Regions from separate parts of the Mus musculus genome. Here regions 2 and 3 are each linked to region 1. The links are chromatin loops, found by intact Hi-C in ENCODE. Cell type or tissue: heart. All regions are shown on one strand. Links, peaks and the distances in the headings refer to the core of each region. The heading gives the core; the rest is flanking DNA.

Region 1 (8,095 bases), core at 1,102-6,101:
TTTAATGCTTTCACCTGAAAATAGTGTGCTTCGCTTTTATTCTTATATGACCTCACAGCCCTTATTAACTTGCTTCCAGAAAGCAATTTAATATCAAAAAAGAGAATCCTAAAACCAAATAACTCACTATAATTGTGTTGGGTTTTTTTGAATGACACCTCACACCTCTATGGTGAGATCTGGGAAGGGGCCTGCCAAGCACTCATTTCCTCTAAAAACTATTCTGCACAGCAACAATATACTCATACTTACAGAAGTCCTGCTTGGTCAGACATCACAGCCCCAACCCCACCCCAGCCCCGCCCTGCCCCAGCCCTACCTCACCCCAACCCCAACCCCCCCAGCCCCATCCCCACCTCAGCCCCGCCCCCAGCCCCACCCCCACCTCAGCCCCACCCCACCCCACCCTCACCCCAGGGCTTCTGTGCTTGGGTACACATGCTGCCTCACTCCTTCTGAGCCTTTGACATTTCCATACTGCAGAGTTTACCAGGAAAGTGCGAGAACACACTTGATCATTTCCGGTGGAACAAACCAGATCTATCATGGTCTCCTTACAGTTTGAATGAAAACAATCAAATTGCGAGTCATATATATATATATATATATATATATATATATATATATATATATATGAATGTTCTTTGTTCCATTAAGCTGTTATTTTTAAAACTCAAAACAAATTATTGAAGTTCATTTATAAGATTGAGTTGGTCAGGTGAATTAAACGTTATAAGATTTTATTGCCTAGAGACACTCACTTCAGGATTTGTTCAAGATCAATACTTTGGCTTTGCAAAACGGAGGGGTTTTGCAAAGTTGAAGCGATTTACAAACATATAAATGTGTGCATAGTAACATTTTGTCAGTGATCTCCTCGAGTTTGATTCTTCTAGGTAGTATGGCTTACTGCTATTGTCTCAGTGCACGAGCACTGGTGCCCCCTCTACAGTAATATAACTTAATGCTGACGTTCTGGGAACATACCCCGACTGATGGCACACGAGTGTAATCTGGTAGAAACTTCTAACGTCAGCAGTGGAGACATTATATGAATATGAGTATAAGTTGCACTGTCATAAGATAGCAACATCATTTAAGTTTCCGCTCCCCTACCCCTTCCCTCCTCTCCTCCCCCTCTCGGCCTCTCTGTCTTGTGTGGCACTGGGGATGAAACTCGGGCCTAGGACGGCTGGGAAGGCACTCTATCGCTGAGTTATGAGTTAAAACTTAGCAGGATTTCAATAGTTTTGCAGATTTTTGTAAACCTAGATATCTGTGTGTGTGAATGAGACTGTCATGTCAGTAAATCATGAATGACTTAACTCAGGAAAGCCAAGCAGGGAACCCTGGCTTCTCCCCACCAGAGCTCCATTCCACTGCATGCGCTATTGCTATTCTTTTTGAATTATGAGCGTGAATCACTTGAATGGCTCTTGACCATAACTAAGATGACCTAAGTTTGCTTTCTATCCCTAATAATAATTATGCTTCATCTAATTACTATCATCATCTCATCATCCTCTCTCCTCCGTAGATCAGTAACTGGACCAATTCCCCAAAGGTCTACTCTCTCCTTCCTCTCATCCACATTTTCTTCTTTTGCAGATTGGATTTGAGGCCCCTTCTCCCCAGGGACAGTCTGCAGCCTTGGGGAGTGGGGGTGGGGCTGATCCTGAGCCAGCTCGCCACGTCTTCTCCTTCTCCTGGTTGAATTCCCTAAATGAATAATATTTATTCTCGTTGCTGCCCCCTGTCTGCCTGGCTGAGAAGCACATAGGCAGCAGGAAACAGGTGGAAATTCACCACGATTCATATGAAGGGGACCTCTGGACAGGATTTCTGAAAGCAAAACAAAACAATACAACACCACCACCCTTTAATTCCAGATGACTTATCTCACTCATTGAGAAAATGATTATGCTCAGAACAAAATTACAGAAAATACTCTTCTGAAGAAACTTGATCTTCTGCAAATCTTTCATTTGTGTGAGAAACCTTCTGAAGGTTGTGTAGGTGTGGTGCATGCCTGTGTATCAGCCATAAGTGCCAAGTGGTAACAAAGTGGCAGAACACTCTCCCAGCCTCCCTCAGGCTTCTGGTTATTTTAGGACGCTTGTGCCTTTTGCTTTTCTCCTTAGCATTGCAGGTGGTAGGTGATGTTCAGTGTCAGTTCCAAACTGACCGATTTATCAAAATATGGAGATTGGTCACTGACCAAAGCTATGTAGGGCACTGTAGAGGTTCCTTTCCCTATGGATGCCATGGGTGCGCAGACAGGACTTTCCTTTACATGTGGCCACACGTCCATAGTCCAGAAGGCCAAAAATCTAGGGCAACTCTTTTGACATTTTTCTAACCTTATTTACATATCTCATAATCATATCCATGTATTAGGCATTTTAATTGAATTTCAAAGAGGAGCTGTCTACTTTCTTAAGTGTCCTGCCATAGCAGCAATCTGATAATCTGTGGAGCAACTGCATGGATTTAAGTATACACACAATTCTCCCCCTGTGTGCCTTCTCTCTCTCTCTCTCTCCCCCTCTCTCCCTCTGTCTCTTCTCTCCCCCTCTGTCTCTCCCTCCTTTCCTTTCTTCCTCCTTCCCTCCCTCCCTCCCCCCCCCCCCGGTCTCTCTCTCTCCTCTCTCCTTCCTTGCCTTCATCACATAAGTGTAACTTTACTTTAAATGAACTATTAAATAAATGTTTTTAAGAACTTCAGTCTCCCAGCAATTTATTCAGTGATTCATGTTTTATTATTAAGCCATTAATCAAGCATATTTCCAGGGCCTCAAGAGAAGTGCCATCTTCATATATACAAATTAATTTAAAAGTATTAATTATGGAACTAAAATTTTTAGGGTGGTAACTAAACTACTAAAGCAAACGTATTAAAATTAGAAGTGCTGTTTAATTTTAGAAGCAAATAACAGGCCTACAGGTTGCAGTTATTAGGACTGGGATAGAGAGAAATGTGAAAGGTATTTGTGTAGCTATTTTTTTTTAAGAAAAAATTTCCCAAGTGACCTTTCACTGAAAATATGTTTATTTACTTGAGATGCTTGCATTCTTAAGTTTCTCCTATCTAGGCTGGTGAGTAGTACAGTGGGTACAGGCTTGCTCTTGGGCCTAAAGAACCCAGTTCAGGTCCTAGGACTCACATGGTAGGAGGAGTCTGACCTTCTCCAGTTGTCCTCTGACCTCCACCCACTTCCCATGAGGCCCACACTTCCTCGGTCCTCAGCTAATTAGGCTTGCGTGTTATTTCCACTGTGATCAAGTTTTAGAGGTGGGAGGAACCTCTAAAATTATTTAATTTAATCTCAGAAGGGAAGTCTGAGAGGTACAGAGGAAAGCCCAGGACAAATTACAGGGCCAATGTAAGCTATGTGACAAATGTTCCTATCTTTAAGAGAAAATAAAATGTAGGGTGTTTTGTTGAGGGGCAAGTTGTTTGTTGTGCTGTTTTTATGTCTTGTGCTGGGGCCATTTCTGTATGCACACTGAAGAGGAAAAATAAAGCCACAGCAACCTTTGCAGATTTTATTAAAAATATATTTAACGTTCTCTTACACAACCAAATTGACCAAGAATCAGAAAGATGTTTTATTACTGAAACATTTACAAGAAAAAGTTGATTCAAAGAGCTTACACATTTCGTCCTAGCCACCCCTCAAGAATGAATTCTCTTCCACTGCAGCTCCAAATAAAAACAACTGGATGACTCCCATCTGCTTTTTCAAAGGTTTCCTCCTTGGGGCCACATTTTCTTTAAGATATCGCTATAAAGACGCTTATTTGCACATAGAAATTAAGCATGGGCAATACAAATAACGCTGTTTTGTTACGACACAGAAATACACTTTGTGCATGCTAATTAAGGGGTATATAGGCTCTCTCCCTGTACATCTTCTATGCTTCAAGCTATATAAAAATAAACAAATGATATCGGAGCTGCGATATGGTACAGAATACTGTGTTTTAAATTTTTATTTTTACTTGTGTGCTAAATGCAGAATCGTTTTGGCCAAGCGCAACATTTCATTTCCCGATAATCTCCATCAGTTTCCTGTTGCTGTGAGCTTGCTGAGCTAACTGCTCTGCCCGGGCCATTTCCAAGACTTCCCGCAGAAGGTGGAAGGTGAGATCCAGAGAGATGGGCGGCTCCTCCGACCGCCTCTCCCTCTCCAGCGCCCCCTGGTGGCCACCGAGGGCATCCTCGGCGCCGCGTTCGGCCGGCTCCGCGCGGCTGTCGAGCGAGCGCTGAGGCATCTGCAGCTGCTGCAGCAACACGCGGAAAAAGTTAGCCGCAGCCTGGTCGTGCGAGGGGCGGCTGCCGCGACCCGCGGTGAGGGGCGTGGAGTTGGGGGACAGCCGAGCAGCGGGACTTCTGTTGAGATTCCCCAGGCGGAGGAAGTATTCTTCACCCATGCGGATCAGAACCGGCTGAGGTTGCTGGGGCTGCTCCGGCTGCAAGAAATTCAAGGGCTGCGGGGCCCGCGGCGCTCGGGGGACGGATCCCCTGCTGAGCAGGGCCCTGCAAGGCAGGCAGGACGACAGAGCCACCAGCAGCATGCCCGCGGACACCAGCAGCCGCAGCCGCATGTTAGGGGCGCTCTCTGAAGCACCGAGGTTGAGGTCGGGGGAGAGAGAAGGTGGGGGAGAAAGGTAAGATTGGTCAGAGTTTAGCTCAGCTGGAAGGTGCAGCGGGGCTTCCTATCGGACACCCACAGACAAGACAGGCTCTAGGCTTCGGTGACGCTGTCCGCGGTGCTGAAGCTAGGTACCTGCAAAGCTCAACTGGTGCGAGCCCGCGGTGACCCTTCTTTGGAGACCTAGAAGGGACAACCCCTGGCTCCTCTTCCTAAGGACCTCCCAAACGTCTTCCCTAAACCGACTTCCCTGAGCCCGGACAAGTGCCACAGGTTTAAGCTGTCGCACACCCTAATCGCCCCCTTTCGGACATCCTTTTCTGCCAAATTGAGAACAACCTTCTCTGTCTCCATTCCTGCCCTTACTCCGTTTGCTTGGGGACATGGGATGCAATAGGGGAGCCATTCTTTGCACAGACTATGAGCAGTGAGTGGCAGATTGGATTGAGTGGATAAAGATGAGCAGCCGCCGTCTAACTTCGCTTTTTCAAATCGCCACTGTCATCGGAATTTTAAGGCACAGTTAGCGACACACATACATGCATAGGCACAGGCATTCCAGCACATGGGCAGCTGGCTCCGGGGCTCACCACAGCAGCTCAGGCAGCACAAAGTTGGTGGCGCCCGTCTAGGCGCTGCCTACCTTCTCCTCCCTTGGTAGGTGAGCCCGCACTGCTGCCTCTGCAGAGGGACTTCTCTCAGGATGCCTCCTGCAGGTTTTCTTCCTCTTCTCCTTTCTCTTCTTTTTTTCTTTTGCCTTTTCCCTTTCTCTTCAGTCTCTCAACGTACTTGGGCTCTGAGTTTCTCCACACCAGAGCCTGGAGTGAGATTTTATAATGTCGACCCTCTTCAGAAAGCACGCAGCATTTGCCTAATAAGCTGACGCTCTCTTGACAGCTCGATTGCGTGCTGCCTCTGCTCCTGCATAAATAATAGGGCCCTGCCAAGGAGCGAGGGACAGAGTTCTGCTATTTCAACACTGAATCTCACATCCAATTATATCAACAGATATTTATCGCCTCCTTGGTGACGTCAACGAGCCCGAAAATGGAAGGGTTTCTTATGACTTGTCCATTGACAAAAATTTTTGAATGAGACTATCCAAGTGTGGAAAACAGACTGACCTCTTACTATGATAGGCCAGATACGGACCAGAAAAGAGACAGAGAGTGGGAGGGGAAAGAAGAAGAGGTGGGGAGTGCAGAGCTTCCAAGAAGGTAGTTACCATTAAAGGGGTGGATCTGGACATTTCCTGGTGCCTCAGCACCCCCACCTAACTCTTCTGTCAGGTTGTCCTCTCAGGAAACATCTCAGTATCTGAAATCTGTCGTTACTATGGCCTGCCATCTTTCTGCCTGGAGGAGAATGAAGAACTAGGGGACAGAGACAACCAGGTCTGAGTTTTTATCCACTTAGCCCTCCCAAGAGCATACATAGGAATTATGGAGCTGAAGACAAGGCCAGTACGTTTTTTTGAAACCAGCTTAGTGTTTTCCTTCACAAGAAAAGAGCTATTCTAACGAGGAAGGCCATAAACAAAGTCTCTTAAAAGCCTCAGTTTCAAGTGAATCTCAGGCCTCCTATGGTTCTCTTAGAATCTAAAGTTAATCAGGACTGTTCCCCCAAGAAGAGCAGGGTGAGCTGTGTATATTAAACACTCTGTTCGGAGTCTACACCGCAAACCCAATGAGAGAGGCATTGTTCTCTTGTGTTGAAAAAACTTAAGCTGTTTGATAGCCTGAAAAAAAATCAGTTATTGAGTCTGTAAATGAGAATCATTCATTTCACCTCCGTGTACTGTGAAACCATGATGGTATGCAGAGCAAACCACTCAAGTTATTTATTATGTGTTCTGTTCTTTTCTCCACATTCAAATGTGCACCACAAGTGTCTTTAGTTATTGCTTTCTGGCACTATTATAGAACACAATGCCATGTCTATAAATCTACTCTCAAATTTTGAGTTGAATGGAGATTATGTCTAAGTGGGAAGTAGTTACCTTTAATCCTGCAATTCAAGATGCTGTTACAAACTCTAGTGTCTGGGATTCGCTTCAGCTGCTTCATAACCACCACTACTGTTTATCCAAAATTTCCTGTTCCCTGTTTCTGGTTATGTCTGCCATTTTCTCTGTCACAAGTAATGCAATGCAGATTTCCACCCCTGTTTGGGGCCTGTACTAATTGATAACTCTTCTTGAAACAAGAGGAAGGTGTTTTCACACTGGAGGTTGCAGAAAAGTCAGCTCATAGGTGAATGAATGGGATGCATTTCTGATAGAAGAGAACACAGGAAGGATTCTGTCCACAGGAGAAGTGTGATTCATTAATAAATAATGATCAAATTGTGCTTTAGAGGAAAAGTGGGTTTACATTGACCAGGAGGCCTGCAGAACCTTCACTATTGTTACAGTGGGCATTTTAGAGGTTAAAATTCACCTCAGTGTTTGGGATTTTTGTTTGTTGGTCTCTGTTTTGTTTTAACTTTCATTCCTGACCAATTCTTTGCCCATTCATAAAGTTCAGCTTAAGTGCCAGTCTGGAGAGGGAAAGGAGGCCAATGAGTCCTGAAGAGGAAGTAAGAGAGAGACATGCCTATGGGCTTTCCAGGAGAAGTCAGGGAGGGTCCCTGGGGGAAGAAGTGGCACACATGGGCTCTTGCTAACCTCCTGGCCCTCAAGATCCCTCCCATCGGACCATCAGGAGACGTGTTTTTACTCGGGCTCCACTATTGCTGTTGAGCCTTTGCCACGGGGCTTACCTGGAATATAAATTGTGAAGTACCATAATTTACTGAAGCAAATCTCAGAGAACTCGTGTTAGAAATGCTCGCTTGGCTTAAATGAGAACCAGAGGGAATCTGAAGTTACTCAGCGAGTGATAAAGTCAGAACAAGAACCCAGTTCTTTACTGCTGGCCTCACTATTTACACAGCATCACGGCATCCTTTGTGCTTTCTTTCCCAGCACAGGCACACGAATGAGCAGAGACGAGTGGACGAGGTGGAGCAACACACATATCAGCTCTTGGAGGCCTTTTCGTGGGGTTTCCTTTTATTCCCAAGGCACAAGAACACAGAAATTCTTTGTGCAGTGCCCCTTGGCTTTAAATGTCTGTATGTGCACACTGCTATTTTCATGTTAGCTGAATCTTGTGATGTGAGGTTTTTCAGTGCACTGATGCACCTAAAAATGAAAATGCAAAATAAAAATTCACACAAAAATAAAAGAATTAATTTTATCTTTTTATAGAATATAGGGAGTAGGGAGGATTCTTGAAATTATGTCATTGATGTGTGATTACAGACATAACAATGTAGATATGATCTACACAAGACACTAATAATCTCTATTACAAGACTCACACCAAGAGATAGCACTTCACTTACTGAAAGGAATCATAAAAGGACCAACACAAATGCTTTTATATCCTAGAAACACT
Region 2 (8,095 bases), core at 1,829-6,828, 170 kb before region 1:
TATCCTCAAGATACAGAGCATCTCCTCACTAATGTTAAGGATGCTGTTCTGTGTATGAGCCCTACAAATGGGGAGATGGGACTGTCTGCACTCCCTCTTGCCTCCCCTTCTGTGTCTCTGGGATTTTGTGACCGCCTTCTTGGGCCCAAGCTTGGAGGAGCTCCTCACTATCTGTATGCACTGCAGCAGAGGCAGACAGAGTGGTTTCTTGACTCTAGCACAACCAGGTTTGCTTTTCAGTGATTTCCTCTTAGCAAATGCACTGTAAAACCATAGCACAAATAATACCATTCTTAAAATTCAGAGAACTATACAAAGAAGAGGAAATAAATAATAGAAATCTAAAATGTCTTACTCAAAGCGTCAAGTCTCCCTTCCCCAATCCTTGCTGTACATTTTGGGTTTAGAAAATCAGGTCTACCCACTGAATAGCACATTATGGTTATTTTCTCTGCTTCTTAGAAACAGAATTTTAAGTGCCTTTACAAGCAGATGTTACTTTCTTTAATGTTAACACTTTTAAGAAATCACTGTTTAGTGCATACTATATTTGGGTTTCCACAGAGAAACAGAACCAATAGGGTATATTTATAAAATAAGGTATTGATTTTTATGATTTGGAAGCTAACAAATCCTAGGATCCAGAGTGAGCAGTCCTGAGACTCAAGGAAAACTGGAAAGCAGCTGTCTCTGCAGCGAGCTGTCTTTCAGGAGATGAGAGGGTATGCACTCTAATCTCAGGGAGGGTACGTTTTTGATCTCTATAAGTCTCTAGCTGAAGATGAGTGGCAGGTGCTTTTTTTGGGGTCTACTGATCGAAATACCAATACACATTCACACAAAAAGAGTAATGTTAGAACAAATATCTAGGCACCCTGTAGCCAGGCAAGTTGGCACATAGAATTAGCCATTTCACCAGAGAACAATTAATTGAAACAATGATCCTAAGTGAAAAGCCATCCAGTCTCCATCTGCTAAACGCTTTTTTGACTGTACCACGTTTGTATATTTTAGAAATGCAGAAAGAAGTCCGGAGAGTTGAGTAAGTTTATCTAAGTAGCTTAACTTGTTAAAAGAGAGCTGGGATCCCAGCCCTCTTACATGCCTTAGCTGGGTGTGGGCAGTTTCCCAAGTGTCTCAGAGTTGCTCCCTCCCTAGGAAGAAAGCACTGAAGGCCTTAGCTATTGCTCAAAGCTCAGGGAAAGCACTGTCCTGTCTTCATGTGTGAACATGCTGGCCTTGGGCAGCATGCAGCTACTAGAAGGGCCCCCCTCTCCTTTGCTTTGAAAGGGCTCTGTGGAACATTAGCAGTAACTGTTTACTGAAAGCCCTACCCTTGTGCTTCAGATGTCCAATCTTCAGGGCTTATCACAGCTCTGTGCTCCCCCACTGCCCACTTGGCTGTAGAGGGGCAGCATGCCAGGTCTGTCATAGGCTGGAATGGGTAAGGATTCTGAAACATCTCTTCAAAACTGTCCCCATGGGCCAGTCCAATCCTGTTCCATTCCTCCCCCATTTTTTTTATAAACAGCTTAAAATGTTCGCACATCAATCATGCCATAGGTGCATGCTGCCTGCTGATTCATCCAGCATGGGTTGGGCCTTCCTCTATGGCGATGGTGCTTGTTCAACAGTGCTGCCGGTCTTTGCCCATCCCCCTCCTGCTCCACACTTTAAGAAAACACTGTTTAGTAACACGCTTAACTCGAAGTGCCTAAATCTATCTTATACACACAGATTCCTTTGTCCTGGACCCTTATAAACCCTCTCTGGTTGCTCCTGGAGTTCCATTCATTATGATAATATACTTAGTCCCCACAGTGCTGTTGAGTTGACTTCGACAACAGCAAGCACCTAATTTTTTCAGAGAGAAGCCCTAAGACTGAAAAGAATGAGTTCCTTACCCAAGTCCACTTACAAGCTACATCTCCCGGGCCAGGTCTTCTAGTGTAGCCTGTAGATATCAGCTCTGAGGGCATGGAGTGAGGGGACCCTCCTGGCCCCATCCAGTGTGCACAGATCACAGAGCAGGCCACATCTGTGGCAGCATCTGTGGGAAGGCTCCTGTTGAAGATCAGCATCACGTACAGCAGCAGTATAGGTGCAGTGCAAAGAAAGATGTATTAGAAGAAAAATGGGGACAGAGGGGGACACACTTTACTGACTAAAGCAGGGCTGCATGGTCGTCATACTTCTGTAGAAGGCCCAAGAAAGGGCTGTGAGTCCTATCACCTGTTAAGTGACTCAGTTAGGTCCTCTATTCCCAGCAGAAGTGGCCTTAGCTACTTCTGTGAATATCATGTATTCAGAGGAAATCAGCTCATGGTTTAAGTGTACTGCACTTAGGTCAGTGAATTCTCCATCCCACTGTCACAACCTGTACTCACGTGCCTCCTCCGTTCTGTGGAGTTTTCCTTCCAGAAGAACTTGGTCTGACTTTCCACGTGGTACTGGTTCCAAAGCTGTGACCCATATCATTGAAAGTGAACAATCTTAGGCAAGGCTTCTGAAGATGGCAGACCAATCGGCACACAAGGAAGCACAACCCTCAGTACTAACAATTCTCAAATTAGAAGAAGTATCTTGCTTTCAAGCCTGTTTCACTTCTTCCTTTAGCCTGGAATAAATGAACTGCAGGTGCTTTGCCAACAGTGGAGGCTCTGTATGGAAGCAGCACTCTCCAGAGGTGGTGACCAAGGGCTCCCTAGAGCCTGTGGACAGAGAACCAACTTCATTCATGGCAGGGGTTCTCAGAGTTAGGACGCATGTTCCTACCCAGGTTCTGTTAATAACTGTGGTTTCTTTATGACAGTGTTGTGGGCCTGGCTTGTTGGCTTGTAAGACTTTGTCTCAGTTGTTGCATGCATCAAATATATCCACAAGAAAGTGCTTTATTGACAACAGAACACCATTTCTCCCCCAAGTTAAGAGCTGGTGTCTTTTGCTAGAAGCAAGGTGGGGATGGTGAGGAGACCAGTCGATTGGTGCAAGTCTCCACTGAATCAATAGGAACGTGAGTGCTTTCTAGGAATAGCTCAGCAGTTCCTGTGGGTAAGACTGTACTCCACTGGGAGACACACAGTCAAGTGTGAAGAGCTTTGAAGAGTTAGGGATGTTGACAAAGGCATAGCTAGCTAGACTTAGTCTGACAGTCTTAGATGAACAGGAAGGTGGTTGGAGAAAGGGGCACAACTGACAGATTTGGGGAGTTCAGACATGTTAGTGAGTCATAAATACAATGGCATATTTAGAAGGGAGGTGGCTGGCAGGACAGGTCAAGGGTGAGTGTGTGCCAGGCTGGAGCTTGCTGACAAGACTGAAGACGTAAAGGACCTGTGTAGGATAAGGGACTGTAGGAGGATGAAAGTGGTGACTGAGAGGGACACGAGGTCAAAAAGGCCCCCAGCCTGATGAATGGTATGCAGAGAGTGAGATCTATGCCAAGGTTACGTGGGAAGATGAAGAAGCAGACGGAGGCTGTGCCAGGATGAGAATCTGTAGGTAGCAGGGATACCAAGGGTCAGGGCAAAGTATCCGGAAGAGCTAGAGAGGAAGGGTAGGGATGTCCAGAAACACACACGAGATTTAAAATTATAACCTAGCCAGTACACATAGAATCACCATTGTGATTGCAGGCTTTGGGAAACAGGTGATTTGGTGTGAGAAATAATTGAAGTTGAAAATGACTGCTTACGGTTACTCTCCTTTTGAACACTAGAGGGCAGCACAGCCATATAGAATGGCAAGTTAGCTTTGTGTTAGGACTGAGTTGAGTTTTTAAGAAAGTTTCAGAAAAGACCTTTTAAAGACGTGCATGCACAGGGGCCTCGGGAGCCTGGGACAGAGAGGCAGCTAGATAAGTGCTTGGTACTCACCCTTCTATATCTTAGTTAGGGTTATTCTTGCTGTGATAAAACACCATGACCATGATAAAACAACTGGGGAGGAGTGGGTTTAATCAGCTTACTCTTCCACAGTACTGTTTGCTACTGAATGAAGTCAGGACAGGAACTCAGAGCAGTGTCTTGGAGGGAGAAGATGATGCAGGGGCCATGGAGGGCGCTGCTTACTGACTTGCTTCTCATGGCTTGCTCAGCCTGCTCTCTTATAGAACTCAGGACCACCAGCCCAGGAATGACACCACTCGCTGACCATGGTCTGGGTCCCTCCGCTACCACTTACTGATTAAGAAAATGCTTTACAGCTGGATCTCATGGAGGTGTTTTCTCAATTTCAGAAGACTCTGTGTGTGTCAAGTTGACATTGAACTAACTAGCCATGACATTATACTTGTCAATTCCTAGTCACATGCAAGAGCTACCTAGTCCATGGGTCCAGGTTTTTACCTCTGGAGGCTAGTCCTTCATGCTGGCTTGGCTTGGTTGTAACATATCTAAAAGTAAGGTCTGGTGTGGAGGCAGTGGGAGAAAAGCTGAGGGGCTGTTTTGTGGCTTTCACATCTGTGGAGTTGTGGTGATAGGGACAGCTGGATGGTCTGTGTCTGTGATGTGGAACAATCCAGAAAACCTTGTAATGTTTCCAAGAGTCTGGAAGGATGAGGAGCAGGGCTGTAAGTGGGTAGCATGTAGCTCAATGGTGATGAGTGTCAGTGGGACTGCTTTCCAGGAGATATACACTATAAGAACTTGTGGATGGGAGGCAGAGTGGTCGGCTGAGAAGACAGCATCAGCACAGGGGCCCATCTGATCCTGCATGTCTGGAAAGTAAGGGTTTCTTCAAAATGTTACCCATCATGTTCTGAAAGGGGCTTTTCTACTCCAATCACTGGGAGAGTCTGCTCAGCTGTGGATGTACAGTTCCAGGCACCTCCAGTTGACACTTAGTAAGACTAAGAGCTGAAGGCCAGACCTGGAAGATCAAGGATTGTAGCCACTAGCTGCTTGCAACTCAGTGAGTTCTGACTACCCATTCTGTGAGCTGTTCTTGCAAAGATCCACTGGGGACACTAGAGATTTATGCAGTCTTTGGTGTACTAGCATAGTGGGCCAGGAGACAGACAGACAGAACCACTTAGCCTCCCTGGTGACCATAGACATGGGGATGCAGATGTGTACGCAAAGAAGGGACACACTTTGTCACTTAAAGCTAACTTGTCCAGCTCAGCTTCTTCAAATTTAACAAGAATATATAAATGCAGTTTCATAGCTGAGCACTCAAGCCCAGCTTTTAACCTTTCATGGTTGATGTTTTTCTTTGGGAAAAATCACATGACCATGGTAACCAGACAGGGGATCCTAAAATGTCTGTGACTTGTGAAAAGAAAGCATTTAGGGAGTTGCCAAGTGTGGCATATGTGTGGTTTATCTTTAGCATCTCCTTCTCTTTCCAGGATACGTCTGTTACCCAGTTAAAGCTCCATTCGAAAGGGGGCTAAGATACAGCTTCAGGGTCATCCTCCGATGCCATCACCACACATACTATATCTCGGTTTCCATGTGCTCGTTCTTTTGTAGGCTGCCTGACTGCATTCACACAAGAATGTGCAGAACAATCTTTATAACTGATGTCCTATTAAAAGAGAATTTTGCACTGAGCAGGTCACTTGAGCTTATCTGAACTGGAGACACGGGCGGCCTGTGAAGTCACTGGCCAAGGTTCTGTGTACAGATACTCTGTCAAAGAAGGACATCTGTTGGGCTCAAACTTCCTTGGTTTATTACAGCAATTTCTTATCATAAGTAAGCAACACTGTGTTTAAATTTCACACATGTGAAATATATATTGTATTTCCAGGCAGGTAACAAGACTCTGTCAATATTTTCTCAGTCACATAGTTCTCAGATTAGAGATTTACTTAAGTAAGGTGGGCCTCATTAGTAGTTCCACTTCTAGCTTTCTTGAGCTTCCCTCAGTCATCACTCCCTGGGTCATGGGTTGGTAAGAAACAGCAAGCCCCAATTCCCCCTGCAGTTATACACTCATGAAGCAAAGCTCTTCAATGAGTTAGAACTTTGTCTCATCCAGGCTGTCTCCTACATGTAGTTCTTGGGTAATTTTCTTAGCTGCACCCATCTTGGTCTTCTTTATAACACTATAATATAAAATGACTCAATGAATACTTTCTTTCTTTTTTTTAAAGATTTATTAATTTTTTTATTTATATGAGTGCACTGCAGCTGTCTTCAGACATACACTAGAAGAGTGCATTAGATCCCATTACAGATGGTTGTGAGCCACCACGTGGTTGCTGGGAATTGAATTCAGGACCTCTGGCAGAACAGTCAGTGTTCTTAACCACTGAGCCATCTCTCCAGCCCGAATACTTTCTTTATAAAAGTACTATAAGCATGCTTTATTTAGTATAAATTATAACACAGAAAGGGAATCCCATGTATGGAATGGGGATCCGTTCTGAGCCAGTCAAGATTGATAACCCAGGGGCAAACTTTGGACCAGCAGATGAAAAAAAAAATACGAGGATGGGAATGTCAAGTGCAGGAAGAATGATGGTGAAGGCGAACTTAGTGTTCTTATTGAGAGGAGCTCAGGGCACCAAGTGTGAGGCATGGGGAAGTTGATAAGATATTGAGGGTTATTAAACACTGAGCTGGTAGAGTCTCTTCTAAGCTTAGGCTGACAAGATGGCTCAGCAGGTAAAGGTACCTTGAGTCTATCCCTGGACACACACATCCCCATGGTAGAAAAAGAGAACCTATTCTCCAATATTGTTCTCTGACCTTTACATTCACATCATGCACATGAATGTCCTGCCACAAAGTATACAAATAAATGTAATAATAATAGAAACAAAACCACCTGAGTTCTCACGACTCATTCTGCAATGGTGTTCAGGCCACACACAAGGACACACTCAACTGCAGTTCTAAAGGGAAAAGCCTGACTGAAGTTCAAAGAGTGTTTTTGTTTGTGTGATCATGAAGGCAATAATGTCAATCTACTGAGATAACACTGAGTCTTAAAATAGAGAAACTCTCTCTTTGTTTTACTACTTACATGGTTTTAGGACTTACATGAGATAGTTGCATCAGAGTCAGCTATTCCAGCCTCTAGCATCGGCATCACCCATGTCACCGTGTCCTATCACCACCGCCAGCCTCGGGGCCGCCATCTTTGACTCACCAAGCTTTGGGTAAAGTGCCTCACGTGACAGAACAGGAAGCAGTTTCCATTTGTATAAATCACTCGATTATCGATGAGTTAGAAGCCTGAGACAAAACCTGTCAGGATTGCATGTCTAAACTCTTAGAGCACCTCCAGTGCACTAGGTTCTGATTTGGGGAGGGAGGAAAAGAATAACCTCCCTTCCTTCTGATGCTCCTCCTCCTCCCTCTCTTCTCCCTCCTCCCCTTGCTCCTCTTCCTCCTTCTATTTTGTCACTTCTGTGTTTCAGTCAGGATCTCTCTACATAGCAGCCTTGGTTGTCACTATTTAGACCAGGCTGGTCTTAGACTCACAGTGGGTCCTCCTGCCTCTGCTTCCTGAGTGCTGGGATTAAAGGCATGTGCCACCACACCTGACATTATTACTTTGAAAAAGATTTTATACAATATATTCTGATCACAGTTTCCCCTCTCCCAACTCCTCCCAGATCCCCCAACTTCCTCACCCACCCAATCCTGTGACCTTCTCTCTCTCTTTCTCCTTATAAAACAAACAAACAAAAAAACAAGCTAGAGTAAAAAATAAAACCACAAGAATCAGCACACACATGCATGCACACACACATGCACACACACACCCCTTCTCAATTAGCCCATACTAGCCCCAGAAAGCAATGGGCTATAAGAGTCTGTACTCTGTCTATGGATACTTTGCAATAGTCATGGGAAGTATTAAAGAGCCCATGTGCTGTTCTGTGTTTTACAGAGGAGATGAGTAAAGAGAGCAGCATGTGTAAACCCAAGCCAACAGAAATGTTATCTTTTAGTTACTGGAGCTTGAGCTAAGTCCTGTGGAACCTAATTTGACTTTGTTTTTAATCGCATGGATGCTGTTACCTTCAGCAAATGTTTCCTTCGGAAACCGGAGCTGTGGAAAGTTCTTGCAGAGGGCAGGCACCCAGCTGGCAAGTGTTTTCCACCTTACTGAGCTGAAGAGCTCTCTGCTTCTCCTC
Region 3 (8,095 bases), core at 1,829-6,828, 64 kb before region 1:
TGGAAAAAAATAATACCCAATAACAGCAACTGTCAGCCTGAGAAGTATTGTCATCCAGCTGGTGGATTTTCTCTCTCTCTCTCTCTCTCTCTCTCTCTCTCTCTCTCTCTCTTCCTTAAATACTATGTGCTCTTGTTTCTTGAATATTTTGTTTTGCAGAAGTACTTCTGTGGCAGATGTAGAATTTTGTTGCTAGGAAAGGAGTCACTGTCCATCGATGAGTACAGTAGTTAACAGAATGTTCTGGATCCTCCAGATGTTACCAGCCTTTGAACCAGAAAGTGGTACAAAGGGCCCAACTGTTTCTGCCCTTCTTGGGTCTCTTCTAAAGGGCAGTCCTTGCTTTGGAACTACCAAAGGTGCTGGCAGAAGCTGTCAACTCAGCATTACTACATGATGTTTTTCGTACCAGGTCCCCCCTCTCCATTTCTACATTAAAAATGTATACATTAAAAATGTGTATTCTAATTCTTTCTCAGATTCATCTCCCTGGAGAACTTGTTGGTATGACATCTTCAAATTATATTTATTTTCTCTCAGAAAGATATTTAGAGACTGTATTAATTTTCGATTGCTGTAGTAAGACACAATGAACAATGTAATTTGTAAAAGCAAGCATCTAACTTGGGGCTTACAGTTTCAGAAGGTTAGTTCGTGGCCATCATGGTAGAAAGAAAGTGACATAGCCACCAGGTGGGTCATTGGGGAAGGAATGGAGGAAGAGAGGCAGGGAAGGAGGGAGGGAGTGATGAGAGGAGAGATCCACCTAAAATGGTAAGGGCTTTTGAAACCTCAAAGTTGATGCGCAGGGACACACCTCCTAATCTTTCCCAAATAGATTCACCAACTGTGGACCAAACATTCAAATATATTGAGCTTATGGGGTCATTCTCATTCAAACAAGCACAGAGCCTCCTGCAAATTTGACCTTTCTGCTTTCACATGTGCTATTTGATTGGGTAGGCAATTTTGTCTCAAAGTTGTCTTCTCACAGAAAGGCCCTGCCCTACTGCCTTTTAGTGTGTGCTGCTGCTAGGTCTGGCTACAGACCAATTCTTATTCTTGTTCAAGGCTGCTGTCTTTTGTTTTGTTGGGCCCTCATTGGTGAAAGCCTCCAAGGGTTTTACATTTCACCAGCCTGTGTTCAGCCTTGGCTGTTTTTATCCAGTCCTCATGGATGGCCACTTTGCTCCCCGATTGCCTGTTTTATGTTCTAGAACATGTATTCGGGAGTTGTGTTCTCTGGATCTCTTTTCCATGCTCTCACTTTTATAATGTTTTGCTTTCCAATGTCTGATGTGCTTCAAGATATGTGCACTCTGATTTACATCTTCACATTTGGTCATCATCTATGTCTGACGTATAATTTTTTTGCCTGAGCAGACCTGGTTTTAAGGTTTAAGAACTCAGTTGCTCTCTGATGCTTTTGCTACCTGTGTTCTGGTTTTCACTGTTGCAATACCTTCTTGGATTCCTAGAGGAGAACCATAAGCATTTCGAAACATACTTTTGTTCCGTTACTCATGTTATTTTTAATTCTCTTGGGCCATTTGCTTCATTTGAACTTTCTTCTATTTAAGGTGTTGTTTCCCCATTTAAGAGACAAATGGGCTTTCTCATTTACTGGGAAGGGCTGAAGCGCATGCTGTATCTCATCAAGAGCTCAGCGATTTGTAGGGGAGCCCTACGGCCCTAGAGAAAAAGGAACTGAAGGCACTGAGGAAGGAGCCTTCCTGACACTATAGCCTTCATTTCCTACGGCTTCCCTGTGTGACTGTGTCTGTAGCTCACGTGAAATTTTGTAATAAGAGACAAAAAAATAAAAGAAACCACCATCATCCCCCACTTCTTGGTCCCCTGTGCTTCTTCCTCTTAAGTTGCTTGAGGGTGATGGTTTCTCTCACAGTGCAAAGATGCTGTAACAATGACCTGAAAATAATCACTTTGTTTCCTACCCTTGCAAAATAAGAAAATGAACTAAGAACACGATAGCGGCTCTTTGGTTTGTCTATGAACTTACGTGGAGGAAAGCAACGCTCCCTCAACTTCCATAAAGGTTCTTTTTTCTTTTTTTCTTTTTTAACCCTGAGAAACACTAAACAACTTTAAAGATACCAGCTGCTATCTAGTCGGCATGATAACAGCCACCTAGCTCCTTTTGCTCAAACACCTGACTTGGTGAAAAGACCCAAGCCAATGGGTGGATTAAAAACAAAAAACAAAAAAAAACCAAAAAGCCCTACAACTGTGTGGGCACATTATCAGAATATGGAGACAAACACTTATCATTTTACTGTCTTAAAATGCCAAGTAATGGCCCACTTAGATAAAATATTTTTCTGAACGCTTCAGAACCATGTCAAAAATGTATTTTAATGAATGGCCCTGCGCCACGTGCCTTAAGAGGGGTGATGGGGCCAGGAGCAGGGACAGGCTGGTTATTAATGCAGGCTGCTATAAGTACTGAGCTAGCCCAACACGGTTGGGCCAAAAGCTCGAGCCAGGTAGGAGTCGAACCTACAATCTTCTGATCCGTAGTCAGACGCGTTATCCATTGCGCCACTGGCCCGTCGGCGTGGGCTACTCTAGGGGCTTTCGAGATGACAGCATGAGATCGTTCTCTACAGTCTTATAGTGAGAAGGGCAAAGGTGGCACAGGCAGGCGAGGCGAAGAATGAGAACCAGAGCCTGGGCCTCCCGAGGACTTTGTGCTAGGGTCCTTTCTAGGCCGCTCAGGAATGCGGGAGGCAAAACGATGGCTGTGCGCATGCGTAGAACGACCCGCGCCCCTAACGTCTGAGTCCTGACTAGTGCGCATGCGCAGCTCCCTCTGTCAACCGAACTCCTGATTGAGATGTGTTCAGTGTCAAGGGGCAGAACATTTCTTGTGTCCCTTCGATAGCTCAGCTGGTAGAGCGGAGGACTGTAGCTAACTCCCCGTTAGAAGACATCCTTAGGTCGCTGGTTCGACTCCGGCTCGAAGGAGACAGTAATGTTTTCTCCATGCTTATGTGTTTAGACTTACCGGTCTTGCCCGGGGCCCCACTCTCAGCTACTGTACTCGCTAACCATCTTGGCGGTTCGAGGACTTTCTCTCCCAAAAGGGCCTGTATTCTTCCGTACTCGTCAACCTTTTGCGACCTCATAGTGAGAGCGCTCTCCGACCAGTCCCAGAGTACGGGTGTACTACCACTAAGTCGGTTCCTCACGTATGCGGTTGCGCGAGCCCGCGTTCCACGCACGGGGGCGACCTTTTTCCCGGCCGCGCGGAGCAGTGACGTGGCGTTATGGAGCCCTTCCGTCAACCGGCTTGCCGCTCCCTTCGATAGCTCAGCTGGTAGAGCGGAGGACTGTAGGCTTGTGGCTGTGGACATCCTTAGGTCGCTGGTTCGATTCCGGCTCGAAGGAAAGAGCTTGCTATTTTCTTTTACCTTTTAATCCTATCTATGAGGCATGTTCGGAACAAATTTCCATGCCTCGCAGTGCGCTCCTCCTCCTCTAGGGGAGCACATAAAGGCCAGATGCCGGTGGAGGGGGATTAGCTCAAATGGTAGAGCGCTCGCTTAGCATGCGAGAGGTAGCGGGATCGATGCCCGCATCCTCCAGTTCCCCTTTTTTTGTCTTTGCATTTCTGTAGTTTTTCTTTTCATTGTTATATACCTCAATTGAAGCCGAAAGACAGTAGGCAAAACTCAGCGAGATGATTTTCAACCTTTCAACCTTGTATTTTGTGTGGTGTCCAAAACTTCCAGGCATGCATTAACCGGTATGCAACAGCCGCTCCCCAGCAAAACCCGGAAATAGACCCAGCTTTAAACCCTGGCTAAGCTGAGGGTCCGGGGCTGTGTGGCTCCACGGGGGACGAGGCCTAAGGGTGTATATCATGGCGCTGGAGTGATTTTCTTCAGAAGCGTACGGGACTCTAGTCTTCTCCAGGAAGAAATTGTGGGGCATCGCGTAGACTAGGGACTTTCACAGAGGGTAAATTGAAAATTAAAACAAACGAACAAATGAAGCAAACCAAACCAAACCGAACCAAAAAAAAAAAAAAAAAAAAAAAAAGGTCCGATTTAGGCTCCCTCGTTAAAAGACATACTACACACGTACACACATATACTTCAGTCAAGGGCAGAATTATTAGCCTTTTGACGATTATAATAAGTCATAATTCCTTTGTACATTTTAGAGTCCTGGGCAACCTGTGTGCTTTTGTTTCCAGTGTATACAATCTGCTGCAATTTCTAGCTGTCTTCCACTTTCTATCTTTCCATTTTTAATCCTATTTTGTTATTTTCAATAAAGCTTTTGATTAAATCTTTGTCACTTAAATATATCCCCCTACATAAAATTATGTATTTTTCTTATTTTACAAAGGTTCCAAGTAACTCCTCGGGGCCTGCAGGTGTGGCATGTTCACCAGGCCTCTTCTCAAAGGCTTCAGGAGCTGGGCTTGAGTTGCCTGTGCCTCCCAAGTACCGTGTGTGTGCGTGTGCGTGCGCGTGTGCGTGTGTGTGTGTATGCGTGTGCCAGAGCAGGGTGTGCAGGCCTCTAGCTCTTCACTGTCTTCCTCCGCTTTCCCAGAACTGGGGTTATTGGTGTTCACCACAGTGCTTTGCCACTTAAATCTTATTTGTGAACAATAACAATTCCTGTAAGTGTATGTGGTAAAAAGAGAAAGGAATGTCAAGTCAGATAGTAGGGATGGTATCTGCACCAGAATCCAGACACTTCCTGAGGTCAGCAATCCAGACAGGGAAGTGCAGAGGTTCAGATGTGAAAATCAGGAGGCTGGGTCACAGAGAGGTTAGTCACACAGGAAGTGAGAGCCAGTGGCTTGTGTTGACTCTGTAGGACATTGGACAGGGTGCTCAGCATCTGGGTTATTTCCCTTTCATCTTCCATAAAGCAGGATGGCCCTGTGGCACTTCCTCTCACTTAAGATAGAATTTCACTCTCTTAGCAGAGGTCCTGGAACACAGTAAGAATCAATAAGAAGGGGGATGCGGATGGAGGAAAAGGAAACGGGAGGGGAGGAGAGTGAGAGGCATAAATGCAGCCTGGTATTCTGCTGGCACACTGCAGAGCCTGGGACAGACTTCAGTACCAAGGGGCCTGGTGAACATGCTACACCCGCAGGCCCCGAGGAGTTACGTGGAATCTTTGCATATGTGTTGTCTAAACACATATGTGCTGTCTAAACACATAAGACAGTGCAGAAAAGGGGTGCTGGGCTTTCCCAAGCCAAGGAAGTAGACCAAGACTGAAAATACAGAATGTGGTTAAACACATTATGGGATGGCCATGTAATAGCGTATGTGTAAAAGTAACCACTGGCATTTTACTAAGAGCTTGTAAGAACATGGCGGCAGGGGTGTGTAGTTCCAATGGTGCTAAGGAGGACTAGAGCCTGGTGAAGGCGTCAGATAGGACCACTTGCTGGGCATCTCACTGGGTATTTCTAGCACAGAAATTGTGCCAAAAAGCTAAGAAGCTGAGTGGTGGTGGCGCACACCTTCAATCCCAGGAATTGGGTGGCAGAGGCAGGCAGATTTCTGAGTTCGAGGCCAGTCTGGTCTACAGAGTGAGTTCCAGGACAGCCAGGGCTACACAGAGAAACCCTGTCTCGGAAAAACTAAAACCATGCAGGGGCTGAGGATGGTTTCTTAGAACCATGTGGACTTCTGAGCACCGCCCTGCTGAAGCAACACAGGTTTCCAACCTCTTGAACTTGTCACAAACTCTTACAGAGGACAGAAAATATTGCTGTAAGCCAATGAGGTTGTTTGTCTTGATCATCAACATAACTGATAACTTGTTTGGTTTGTCCTTAATGGGACAAGTATTTACAATCCCATGTATGGCCATGGTCTCTGTTGAACATTTGCACGGTTTGGGTTATTTCAAATTTTTGGCAGGCCTTGACGGTGGAGACTTAATTTCTATTGTTTGAAGCTTGTATTTCTCTTGTCCTTTGTGGGTTTTGTCTGTTTCTTTAAACTTTTATTGGACATATGAAAACGTCTTGTTGACTTGCAATGCACATTTTGTAGTTAAAGTCTGTAATCAGCAATAAAAACCCAAAATGTGCAAAACAAAAAAAACAAAACAAAAACAAAAAAACCCAAAAAACAAAAAACAAAAAAAAGAAAAACTAAAACCAACACAAAACAAAAACCAACAACAACAACAACAAAAATTGTGCCAAGAAATGTTCAGAAGAAAGTATGGTATGCTAATTTTTACTCATTTTCTCAAAGATCTTCGTGATGAAGTGAAATCTAGAAAGAACAACTTTGAAGGTGGAACAATTATCAAGATAAAACACAGCTTCCAGTGAGCAGTTTGCAATCAGCTTAATACATGAAATGCCAGCGTGTAAAGCACTTGAAATTAGTCCCTTCCTTGTGATTTTTATCTTTATGAAATGTCATTTCTCATTCAAAATTTAAAGTCATATGTTCAAACTCCTTGTTGCCAGGTAGCAAGAAAAACTGTAACAGAGCCAATGAGCAGAGGCAACATGGCAAGTGACCAGTGGAGTTTCTGATCAGGTACTGGGCTCTTCTGCGTAGGTAATAACTGGGATCTCACTACACAGATGAAGGCTAGGGCTGGTTTATTTCTCAGTAACTTTTAAGATCGATGCATAAAAGCAGAAATTCTCAGGATGAGGGTCTTGCCTCTGTTGTCACTGTAAGGGGTGGTGGTTTTGTGTATTCTAGACTGGCCTTCAATAGGGTGCGGCCTTGGCTCTACCTCCCACACACTGGGAAAACAGGAATGCGCAAGTAGCTCACATTTTTTAGGAAGTGGGGTTTTTTGTTTGTTTGTTTGTTTGTTTGTTTTTATCCACAGCTTTGGCTATAGGAAACCAAAGGAAGAGCCATTGTATCTGGGTGATCTACCAAGCCTTATGGAGAGAAGGTGAAGCCCCAGCTGACAGTATATTGTTAATATGGAATCTGTGTCAAGGACCCCAGTGTAGCAGACCCAAGGAGGGAAAAAGCCTACCCCAGGTGAGGTCCACAGGGATGACAAAGCTTTCCTCTGTTCCCAGAACTAGTGAGGAGTGACTGGCCTTTAGTTAAAACCAGTGTATGCAGAAACTGTCAACCAGAGCTTCCTGCCTCTGTATGTGTGCATGCTGAGGGTGCTGCTTCTCAGAGGCCTCCCTCTGGAGGAGTTAGCCCCTTCCCTGTGTGATATACACAGGAACTTTCTGGGGGGATTTATTGTATCATGGGTGACCCCACACAGCTTTTCTAGCTGTCATTTCTTCATTCTTGTGTCCCTTGAGTCATGTTTCCAGGGCCAAGTTGTGCAGAACACAGCAGAGCCTGGTACTTGGAACAAACCCAGTTCATCTAAATTTCAAATAAAGTGTAGCCTTCTTTATGGAATGTGTAGTGTATTTTGCTTATAATAGTTGTGGGGAGGAGGACGGATGGATGTGTATTGCAGAAAACTACTAACATTTTTAGCCCAGGAGTTGGCTCAAGTACCCACATAAAAACACTTGCAACCCTAGTGCTGGGCGATGAAGACAGAAGAGTCCCAGGGGCTCACTAACCAGTCAGCCTGTGCAATTGTCCTGTCTTCAGAAGATTCAGAGCATGAGAGCTCATGGCAGCTGATGTCAGTGTCTGGCTGTCATATGCACGTACACGCAGAGCTAGCACATCTGTGCCCACACACCAAGAACACTTGGTTTACCCAAGATTAATTATTTGCTGTTTTGTTTTGTTCTGGGATTAAAGTAATTTGGAGGAGAATTAATCAATGCTGCAAGCCATGTCCTGCGTGTGTGTGTCCACTCTTCCTAAGCCCCCTCCTTCAGGGCTCACCAGTGCCTCCAGCATTCACATCATCTGGTGTTCTTACCTTGTTTTGTTTGTATTTTTCTCTGTTTTAATGATGGAATCAGTCATAACTTCCTCGATTTTACTGGGTATAAGATATTAAGCTAGAAGCAAGACTGGCCTTGCAATTCCTGGTTTTCTTTCAGTCTATGTTGATCTTGATTGCCAAAGGACTGATTTTAGAATCTTTTAGGAAGCCTTTGGGCATGTCTGTGAAGGCACTTCAAGATGGATTT

Evidence for each region. Hi-C counts contacts between places; a loop is a spot of excess contacts. Peaks named below come from ENCODE experiments on the same cell type or tissue, not always from the same donor. Only the 100,000 strongest peaks of a DNase experiment are listed, where the experiment ranks them.
Region 2: a loop joins it to region 1, with 3 times the contacts of the local background. A loop is called at or near these places in 9 of 42 quality-filtered maps.
Region 3: it touches region 1 in a loop (3-fold over the local background); 16 of 42 quality-filtered maps call a loop at or near these places.

Annotation. Positions count from the first base shown.
Region 1 is chr3:19,689,869-19,697,963 of GRCm38, forward strand. Trim55 (tripartite motif-containing 55) reads left to right here. Exons shown (of 10, transcript NM_001081281.2): 10 at 1,609-2,716. The coding sequence ends at 1,731. Crh (corticotropin releasing hormone) reads right to left here and starts at 5,528. Exons shown (of 2, transcript NM_205769.3): 1 at 5,299-5,528; 2 at 3,533-4,622. The coding sequence starts at 4,608. The coding sequence ends at 4,045. It overlaps Gm42189 (a long non-coding RNA gene), which reads left to right and starts at 4,405. Exons shown (of 3, transcript XR_880694.3): 1 at 4,405-4,671. In heart, for the core only: CTCF peaks have their summits at 1,771, 4,201 (motif pointing left) and 4,414; a DNase peak (open chromatin) is centred at 4,703; H3K4me3 peaks cover 941 bases; H3K27ac peaks cover 390 bases; H3K27me3 peaks cover 777 bases.
Region 2 is chr3:19,518,642-19,526,736 of GRCm38, forward strand. The region is part of intron 1 of Dnajc5b (DnaJ heat shock protein family (Hsp40) member C5 beta); the gene reads left to right. Among named protein-coding and RNA genes, the nearest start is that of Dnajc5b, 14 kb to the left of the region's middle. In heart, for the core only: a CTCF peak has its summit at 3,722 (motif pointing right); no DNase peak of the experiment used is centred there.
Region 3 is chr3:19,625,463-19,633,557 of GRCm38, forward strand. n-TRacg3 (a tRNA gene) reads right to left here and starts at 2,569; the gene lies at 2,497-2,569. It overlaps n-TYgta1 (a tRNA gene), which reads left to right and starts at 2,893; the gene lies at 2,893-2,985. It overlaps n-TYgta2 (a tRNA gene), which reads left to right and starts at 3,320; the gene lies at 3,320-3,408. It overlaps n-TAagc14 (a tRNA gene), which reads left to right and starts at 3,533; the gene lies at 3,533-3,605. In heart, for the core only: a CTCF peak has its summit at 3,499; DNase peaks (open chromatin) are centred at 2,819, 3,299 and 3,809; H3K4me3 peaks cover 2,266 bases; H3K27ac peaks cover 3,201 bases.